Linked DNA regions of Homo sapiens: region 2 is linked to region 1. Evidence: read pairs that join two places in POLR2A ChIA-PET (ENCODE). Cell type or tissue: MCF 10A. All regions are shown on one strand.

The links. ChIA-PET counts read pairs that join two places held together with the same protein. Peaks named below come from ENCODE experiments on the same cell type or tissue, not always from the same donor. Only the 100,000 strongest peaks of a DNase experiment are listed, where the experiment ranks them.
Region 2: POLR2A ChIA-PET joins it to region 1 with 5 read pairs; 2 of 35 experiments call an interaction of 5 or more read pairs at or near these places.

What each region holds. Positions count from the first base shown.
Region 1 is chr1:17,295,388-17,300,387 of GRCh38, forward strand. No RefSeq gene overlaps it. Among named protein-coding and RNA genes, the nearest start is that of PADI4, 10 kb to the right of the region's middle. RefSeq lists a silencer at 69-238. In MCF 10A, no CTCF peak of the experiment used is centred here; a DNase peak (open chromatin) is centred at 2,804.
Region 2 is chr1:17,224,382-17,229,381 of GRCh38, forward strand. PADI1 (peptidyl arginine deiminase 1) reads left to right here. Exons shown (of 16, transcript NM_013358.3): 4 at 1-47; 5 at 1,430-1,547; 6 at 1,652-1,777; 7 at 4,244-4,416; 8 at 4,567-4,670. Among named protein-coding and RNA genes, the nearest start is that of PADI1, 22 kb to the left of the region's middle. In MCF 10A, no CTCF peak of the experiment used is centred here; a DNase peak (open chromatin) is centred at 2,214.

The sequences.
Region 1 (5,000 bases):
CACTGACAGGACAAAGAGGAGGTCTGGCCTCCAGTGGGCAGATTGCAGAGGACTGAGCAACCCACGGTGGGGGCGCTGCGGGTGGGTTGGCAGGGGGCCAGCTGCTGGAAGCTTGGGGAAGAGCAGGTTGTTGCACAGTGGGGACCACACCAGGATGCCATCACTGAGCCGCCTCTCTCTGGAAAAGTCCCTGGGCACATGTGGGTGGGTGGCAGCTGTGTCAATGAAGTCTTGCCCATTTCCCAGGGAGCACAGGTGCATGGGCATGGGGGAAAGAGGAAGGACCAGTCACCAGAGGAAGATTCAAGCCAAGAATCTTAAACTTGGGTCCCCAGGTGGGGTCCAGGGGTCCATAAATCCATCCAACTGTACACAGAAAATTCCATGTGCATGTTTCAGGCGATTGTGTTCCCAGCTGTCTTCTGCTTCTTGAAGGAGTGTTAAGCCTCCCCTAGCCTGTAGAAGATGCCATGTGTGCCCACCCACTCCTCCTACAATCCCTCCTTCAGCTCAAAGAGACCCGGCCTCCAAGTGCCGGCACCTGTACTGTTTGCCTGAGGCCTTCTCTGACCACCAGAGCCTGCTGACCAAATGGCCAGGGAACTAATACCACCCAGAGCAGCCCTCAGCAAATGACAAAAGGAAGTGGGAGTATAAATGCCCCAGTTCCCTTGCTCCTTGGGCTAACTCTGAGGCATGGGCTTCACACTACTTTCTAGCACTCCTCAGGGGGGTGATCTTCAGTTACTCACAGGTGGTAACTAGGTCATTCACAGACCCTTTACTCGCTTCTTTCCTTCCCTGACTCACTTTCCCACTGTCTACCAGTGTATCCTGCACCTCCCAAATAAACCTCTTGCACACAAATCCTTGTCTCAGAGTTGCCTTCTGGGGTTGCCCAAACTAAGAAATTCCCAGAAGATGAAGAACGCTAACCGAAGTCAGAAGAGGAAGTCCCTGCCTTCGTTCTGCATCCACTTGCCTGTAGCTTTAGGAAAGTTACAGCTTCTACCCGAGCCTCATTTTCCCCACATGCAAGAAAAGAAAAGCTAAGGGCATCTTGATTGCTTCCTTTAAATGTTCAAAAGACTAAATGACCCCATAGGATTAGGAACCCTGCCTTAAACTATGTGTTTGGTGCTGGTTAATTTTTTTGTGTCAACTTGGCCAGGCCACCAGTTCCCAGATATTTGGTCAAACACCCGTCTGGATGTTGCTGTGAAGGTGTGTTTTAGTTGAGATTTACATTTAAATCAATAGACTTCTAGTAAAGCAGATGACTTCCGTATTGTGGTGGGCCTCATCCAACTGGCTGAAAGCCTCCAGAGAAAAAAGACTGACACCCCCGCAAGGAAGAGGGAGTTGGAGTTCTACGCCTGTTGTCTTGAGCTGCAGTATCAGCTCTTCCCTGGTCTCCAGCCTGCTGGCCTACTTAACAGATTTTGGATTTGCCAGCCTCCACAATCATGTGAGCTGAGCCAATTCCTTGAATTCTGTCTCTCCCTCACTCCATATATATGAACATATATAGATGTAGATATCTATCTATCTATCTATCTATCTATCTATCTATCTATCTATACATCTATATGTTCTATTGGTTCTGTTTCTGTGTGTCCCTGATGCCTAGGACAGAGGGGTGCTCAGCAGAGGGGTGCTCAGCAGGTGTCTGTTGAATGAATCTAAATCAGAAGATCAGAGGGTCTGGGATCTTTTATCTCCCCCTGTATTTGGCCAGCAAAACCTTGTGGTTAACGCTTTGCAATCAGCTAAATCTGGGTTCAAGTCCTGATTTATTTTACTAACAGTTGTGTGATCTTGGTTGAGTCATTCCACTTCTCTGAGCCTATTTCCTTGCCTACAAAATGGGGTCAATAATGCCTTCCTCATGGGGTTGAGATAAGAATTATGTGAGGCCAGGTGCGGTGGCTCATGCCTGTAATCCCAGCACTCTGGGAGGCCAAGGCGGGCGGATCACCTGAGGTCAGGAGTTCGAGACCAGCTGGCCAACATGATGAAACCCCATCTTTACTAAAAATACAAAAGTTAGCCAGGTGTGGTGGCACGTGCCTGTAATCCTAGCTACCCAGGAGGCTGAGGCAGAAGAATCGCTGGAACCCAGGAGGCGGAGGCTGCAGTGAGCCGAGATCGTGCCACTGCACTCCAGCTTGGGTGACAGAGCGAGACTCCGTCTCTTAAAAAAGAAAAAGTAATTACGTGAGGTGGTACATGTCAGCAGCTCAGCCTGGAGCCTGCAGAGGGCTCAGCACACCATAGTCAATGTCACTGGCTGGGAACACGAACATCAGGACCTACCATTCTCTGCACGAAGGTACCTGAGGAAATATTATTTGGGGGCAGCATATTTGAAATCAGAACATTCCAGAAAAATTGAGGCCTGAATTTCTTGAGACCTGGAAAGAGGCCCTGACACATGAGCGTTGAAGAAATTGAATGGAGGTGGGGTGCACAAATAGTATGTTACAGCCATTTGAGGCCCTGATTAGTGAAAAATAGGATGAGAGCACTGAAGTAAGAGGAGATATAGCATCCCCATGCCTAACTCTTCTCCATCATGGCTTCTGGGCCCCGGAGTATAGGGCCAAAAGACACGTTCATTCTAAACCCACAGGCAGCTGAAGACGCCTGGGCAACCCTGCTTAGCAAGAAGGAAAGCTTGGGGAAGTCCAAGGCACCTGGGAAGAGAAGAACCAACCACCAACCGAACAGGCAGCTCTGCCAACACCCTTGGGACAGCATGATCCAGCCCCGCCTCATGACTTCTGCTGGGTGTGAATCACGGAACAAATAAATTTTGGAAAAGAGAATCACTCAAGCCTGACAGAGGAGAATGTGAGGTGTCAGAGTTATTTTAAACCAACCTGAGGTACAAGTTTTATGGCAGTGTTACATGAACATAGCTCCAGGTTCAACCTTCAATTTGCGGTTGGAAGGACGCAATCACAGTCCTAACCAGAAAAAGTAAAGTGATGAATCTGTGAGGTTGCAAACTGCCTGCAGTTTGCAAAGCTCCAGTTTCCCGGCTTTGGCACTAACCGTCTCCCACTTCTAGCCCCTCACCTCTACCCCAGCCCTGCCAACATCTCTCCTGACCAATATTGCTCTAACATAATAACAAGAACAATTACAACATCAACAACTTGATGACAAATACCGGGAACATTTGTTAATCTCATTAGGCACTAAATGAACATAAAATGCCACCATCAAAATAGCAGAAACAGAAACAAAAAAGAAAGTTTCTGGACAGGCCAGGGTGAAGTGAACAGCCTCGTGTGTTAAATACAGAGGTGGGTTTTGATATCATCCTTTGGAAAACAGTTTCAAATATCAGGAGTTCAATCTCTAGGAAAATAAACAAAGAAGTAACTCTAATCAGACACAAATCTTTATTAGGGATTCATAATAGCAAAAAATCAGAATCAAGCTGGTCAAAATGTTAGAAACCTATGGGAATGAGTAGGATGCTCATATATTGCTCCATTTGATGCAATATATGAAACCTCTGAGGTCTTTATGGTAATGCGACAGATACCTTTCATGTTAAGTGAAAAAATATGGCTACAGAAGAAAATGATCCATGAAATGACAAAGAGCTAAACAAGAAAGTAGAAGTGGTCTAAGTGATGGTGGTTGTAGTAATCATTACCTATGGAACAATTTCCATAGGTAATTAGGAATGATTTGCTTAAATTAGGCATGATTTGCTTTGACTGCATCTTTTAAGTTTTTAAAGTATGGAAAAAGAGGGAAGATCAGGTGTGGTGGCTCATGCCTGTAATCCCAGCACTTTGGGAGGCCCAAGCAAGCAGATCACTTGAGGTTAGGATTTCGAGACCATCCTGGCCAACATAGTGAAACCCCATCTCTACTAAAAATACAAAAATTAGACAGGTGTGGAGGTGGAGGTTGCAGTGAGCCGAGATCTCACCATTGCACTCCAGCCAGGGCGACAGTGTGAGACCCCATCTCAAAAAACAACAACAACAACAAAAACAAACAAACAAACAAAAAACAGTAGCCAAGACATGGAAATAACCTAAGTGTCCATCAACAGATGATTGGATAAAGAAAATGTGATACACACACACACGACACACACACACACAGAGGAATATTATTCAACCTTTGAAAACAGGAGAAAACCCTGCCATTTGAGACAACATGGATGAACCTGGAAGGACATTATCCAGGTGAAATAAACTAGGCACATAAAAACAAATGCTGCATATTCTCACTTATAACTGGCATCTTTAAAAAGTTGAACTCACAGCAACAGAGACAAGAATGGTGGTTACCGGGGATGGGGGTAGGAGAAGATGGGAGATGTTGGTCAAAAGGTAAAACTGTCCATTGCAAGATGAATAAATTCTGGAAAGCTAATGTACAGCATGGTGACTATGGTTAATAATAATATATCTTATACTTGAAATTTGTTAAGAGATTAGATCTCAGGTGTTCACATACACACACACTCACACACATAACTGTGTGAGGTGATGGATATGTCAGCTCGATTGTAATAACTGTGTGTGTATAACAAAACATACACTTTTTTTTATTTATTCATTTTTTCTGAGGTGGAGTCTCACTCTGTCTCCCAGGCTGGAGTGCAGTGGTGTGATCTCTGCTCACTGCAACCTCTGCTTCCCAGGTTCCAGCAATTCTCCTGCCTCAGCCTCCTGAGTAGCTGGGATTACAAGTGCGTGCCACCACACTGGGCTAATTTTTGTATTTTTAGTAGAGATGGGGTTTCACTATGTTGGCTAGGCTGGTCTCAAACTCCTGATCTCAGTTGATCCACCCACTTCAGCCTCCCAAAGTGCTGAGACTACAGGTATGAGCCACCTTGTACGGCCTCATACTCTTTAAATGTATATAATTTTTATTTGTCAATGATACCTCAAGAAAGCTGGAAAAAATAAATCAGTATTGCTACTATTAATAATAGTTTTGAAACAGTAATTGGAAAAAGTTAA
Region 2 (5,000 bases), 71 kb before region 1:
TTGACACAGGCCGCACAGGCAAGGTGAAGAGGAGCCAAGGGGACAAGGTGAGACCCTTCCGGGCACCCCAAGGCTGCGGGGTTGAAAGGCAAACTTGGGGTGGTCCCGGGTGGATTGTGCCCTCCCTCCAGAAGAATGATGGATCCCCAGGGTCTGTAGTATCCAACCATGTAGGGAACCCATCTGGGACAGCAAAATTGGCATGAGTGGACATTAACCTACACCCTGTAACCGACATGCTGTGTGACTGCTGGAAAACAGCTTACCCTCTCTGGGTCTCTCTTGTGCCACTTTGAAATTGGGATTGGTTCTTTTGTTGCTGCCTTTTTTATTTTGAGGGCTATATTTGGACCCCTACACATGTGGGAGTGCTTCCTAAAAGATTGTTGAGTGACAGAAGGCAAGGAGAAGACAAGCCTTGGGGTAGAGGAGGCTATGGTGGTCAGCCCCAGGTAACACCTGAAGAGTAAGGAGGAGGACAGAGTGGGCTCAAGGCGTCACCCCACAGGAACTATCTGGAAGCTGTCCTGGGAGGGGTAGAAGGTACAATTTAAAGGGAAAGACTCCAGAGAGGCAGCCTGGATCACAAAGCTTTGAGGACAAGGTGGGCAGGGCTGCCATGGATGGCTGCGTGGGTTGTTCACTGCACAAGACTGCTTGGGCATGGTGGCAACTATGATACAAATCATGTCTAGGGCCCTGCTGCAGAGTGGCATCTACCCAGAGGGTGGGCAAGAGTGCCATAAAGGCTAACAGTGGCCCTGTGCAATCCCAAGAACCTGGGTTTAAAGGCCAGCTATGCGGCTTGGGACTCACCTCTCAGAACCTCCCCGCACCCTTCTGTGAAATGGGGAAAGTAAGCCCTGCCTTGTGGGTCTGGTGGGGAGGTGTGTTGGGGACAGCAGCAACCACAGAGGCAGGGAGAGCTCCAGCCATGTTTCCCGACTTGGCTCAGACCTCAGCTTGCAGAGCCTGCAGGACTGCATGCGGATGCCAGAGATATCTATGGGACAGGTTCCAGGAGAGTGCTGGGATGGGAAGGGTCTCCCAAAGATTCTCCAGATCCCGACCCTCATCAAGGTCATGGCAGGCAGCCTCTGCCCACCCCCGCCCCACAGGCAGAGCTAAAGCTTAGCCAGCTTTTGAGGGCCATTTCTTGGTGTGGTAATGACACCTTTGCTTCTCCAGTGTGATGGCTGGGTAGAGCCATTGTGTATGGTTGTGCAGGTTGCTCACTGCACAAGGATGAGGTGGGTCTAGAGCCTTATCTGGAACTCCATTCCCCAAATAATCCTTTTTAAAATCTTTAAGCAAACTAAAAATATGAAAATCTATAATCTAATAAAGCAGCCCGCCCTGGCCATGTCTAGAACCCCTTCCTGGAGCCTCCTGGGTCCCACTGATCCCAAGGCATCTTATTTTGCCACAGAAAACCTGGCGCTGGGGCCCTGAGGGCTATGGGGCTATCTTGCTGGTGAACTGTGACCGGGACAATCACAGGTCCGCAGAGCCTGACCTCACCCACAGCTGGCTGATGTCGCTGGCTGGTGAGTGACACAAGGTGTTGTCTGGGGAGTGGGGAAGGGGGATGGAAGTGGATCCTGTTGGTGGGGTGGAGAAAGGGCGATCTCAAGAGGGCCACTCTCTCCAGACCTGCAGGACATGTCCCCAATGCTGCTGAGCTGCAATGGCCCCGACAAGCTCTTCGACAGCCACAAGCTTGTCTTGAACGTGCCCTTTTCTGATTCCAAAAGAGTGAGGGTCTTCTGTGCCAGGGGTGAGTGGCCTGATGGGGCCTTTTCCTCCCAGCTCCATCCATATCTATCCTCTCCTCCCCCATCTCTCTCTCTTTTTTTCCATCACCTTTTTGTAACTCTCATTACAGCTTACAAACAACCACTCCATCAGTACCAAATATAGTCCTCAAGGAGGAGGTTCAACAACAACGAGTTCCATTTTATGGAGAGGAAAACCGAGGCTCAGATGCAGGAATTCACTATGGCACAACCATCTGGGGTGGAGCAGGCATTCCAACCCAGGTGTCTTGGGTGCACCAAAGCTCCTCCTTTTACCATTGCCCCACACCCGTTCCCTCCTCTGGTCAATCAGCGTGGACTGAACTGCATGCCAAGCACTGTCCAGGCAGGGAGGGCGTGAGAACCAGTGAGGCTGAGGCCCGGGCCCTGCCTCTGGCCCCAGAACCTGTCTTTCTCATCAGAGTTTTTATTAATCAGCCTGTGGCTTAAAAAAATATGGCCAAGGCTGGGCGCAATGACTCACATCTGTAATCCCAGTACTTTGGGAGGCGGATCACCTGAGGTCAGGAGTTTGAGAGCAGCCTGGCCAACACAGTGAAACCCTGTCTCTATTAAAAATACAAAAATTAGGCCGGGCACGGTGGCTCACACCTGTAATCCTAGCACTTTGAGAGGCCGAGGAGGGTGGATCACAAGGTCAGGAGATCGAGAACATCCTGGCTAACATGGAGAAAACCCGTTTCCACTAAAAAATACAAAAAAATTAGCCAGGTGTGGCGGCAGGTGCCTGTAGTCCCAGCTGCTCCGGAGGTTAAGGCAAGAGGTGGAGCTTGCAGTGAGCTGAGATCACGCCACTGCACTCCAGCCTGGGCGACAGAGTGAGACTCTGTCTAAAAAAAAAAAAAAAAATTAGCTGGGTGTGGAGACTCATGCCTGTAGTCCCAGCTACTCGGGAGGTTGAGGCAGGAGAATCACTCAAACCCAGGAGGCAGAGGTTGCAGTGAACCAAGATCATGCCACTGCACTCCAGCCTGGGTGAGTGAACCAAGATCATGCCACTGCACTCCAGCCTGGGTGACAGTGCAAGACTTCATCTCAAAAAAAAAAAAAAAGAAAAAGAAAAAATTGGCCGGGCCCAGTGGCTCATGCCTATAATTCCAGCACTTTGGGAGGCCAAGGCGGGAGGATCACTTGAGCCCAGGAGTTTGAGACCAGCCTGGGCAACATGGCAAAACCTTGTCTCTACAAAACATACAAAAAAATTAGCCTGTAGTCCCAGCTACTCTGAAGGCTGAAGTGGGAGGATCACTTGAGCCCAGGAAGTCAAGGCTGCAGGGAGCCGTGTTCATGCCACTGCACTCCAGCCTGGGAGACAGAGTGAGACCCTGTCTCAAATAAATAAATAAATAAATAAATAAATAAATAAATAAATAAATAAATAAATTACCACTCCTTAACCCCGGACTGCTCTTACTTGTTTTTACAAACAGCAACAGGCTTCTACCCCTTCCCGATTCCCCTTCACCCTTCGCTGTTCAAACTGACCCAGAGCTTGTTGTTCCAGCTAAATGAGCCTGGCAGGAGCCAGAATGTTCCCTCCCATGCACCAGTGGTGGATGTTTAGGCAGAGGACTCAGCTTAAAAGTACTTAGTGTGACACCAGGGCGTAAGCAAAGTCTCGACAAGTGAATGGATAGCCTCTCTTGCCGTGTGCAGCCACCAATGTGCTCTCTGTATCTCTGAAATTCCCTATCTGGATATTTCATATAAATGGAACCATACAATAGGCTTCTTTTAGTTAGCATAATGTCTTCAAGGTTCATCCATGGTGTAGCATGAATCAGTGCTTCATTACTTTTCTTATGTTTTAGAGACAGGGTCTCACTCTGTTGTCCAGGCTGGCGTGCAGTGATGCTATCACGGCTCACTGCAGCCTTGAACTCCCGGGCTCAAGCGATACTCCCACCTCAGCCTCCCGAGTAGCTGGGACTACAGACATGTGCCACCACGCCTGGCTATTTTAAAAAATTTTTTGTAGAGATGGGGTCTCCCTATGTTACCCAGGCTGGTCTCAAGTGATCCTCCCGCCTTGGCCTCCCAAAGTGCTGGGATTATAGACATGAGCCACCATACCTGTCTGGTCATTACTTTTTACGAATTAATAATATTCCATCTTATGAATATATTACATTTTGCATATCTATTTATCCATGGGTAATTTTCACCTTTTGTGCCAGGTGCTTCTATCTCTTTATTTAGTTTAAAGTTTATATTGGCCTCATGAGAAAATGTTAGCCATTTTACAGATAAGAAACTGAGGCTTAGAGAGGTTGAGTCATTGAGCTAAGGCCATGCAGCTTGCACGTGGCAGAGCCAGAGAGGAACCCAAGCTGCTCTAACCACAAAGGGGGCTCTGTCCTGGATTCCTGGGCTTGCAGCCCCTCACCCCTGTCTCCTCGCTAGCCCCTGACTCTTGTTCTTCCTAGGTGGGAATTCTCTCTCGGACTACAAACAGGTGCTGGGGCCCCAGTGTCTGTCCTATGAAGTTGAGCGACAGCCAGGGGAGCAGGAGATCAAGTTCTATGTGGAGGGGCTGACCTTCCCCGATGCCGATTTCCTAGGGCTGGTTTCCCTCAGTGTCAGCCTGGTGGACCCGGGGGTGTGTACAGCACTGGGGGGTGGCCAAGGAGGCTGAGGGGTTTGGGGGCCCAGTTTGCAGGCTCCAGGGCTGGGCAGGCTGGGGGCTGGGGGGGCTTGAGGCAGGCTAGGGGTCCCTGCAGGGCCCACCAAGTCCTCATTTTCCCCTCAGACCCTGCCCGAGGTGACCCTCTTCACAGACACTGTGGGCTTCCGCATGGCCCCCTGGATCATGACGCCCAACACTCAGCCTCCTGAGGAGCTGTATGTGTGCAGGTGAGGCTCCCTCCCTCCAGCCCTCCCCCAAGTCTGGAGTGCAGAGGTAGGGACAGAAGCTGCCTCAGGGCTGCGCCCCTCACTCACACCGACGGATTCATTGCGGGCACCCATTCAGGCAGAGCTGGTGGCAGGACAGCAGCAGGTGGGCTGGGGCCCCACCCTGCCCAACCCTGACCCACCCTGCCCTGTGCAGCTAAGGCCTCTCCCAGGTCACTGGCTCAAGCTCTGGCTTTCCTGCCCATCCTGTCCTGTGGCTGCAGCCCCAGAACATCTCAGATTTAGTCTGGGCAGTGGAGCCAGGCCCTGCACAGGCTGCTGGTGGCCATC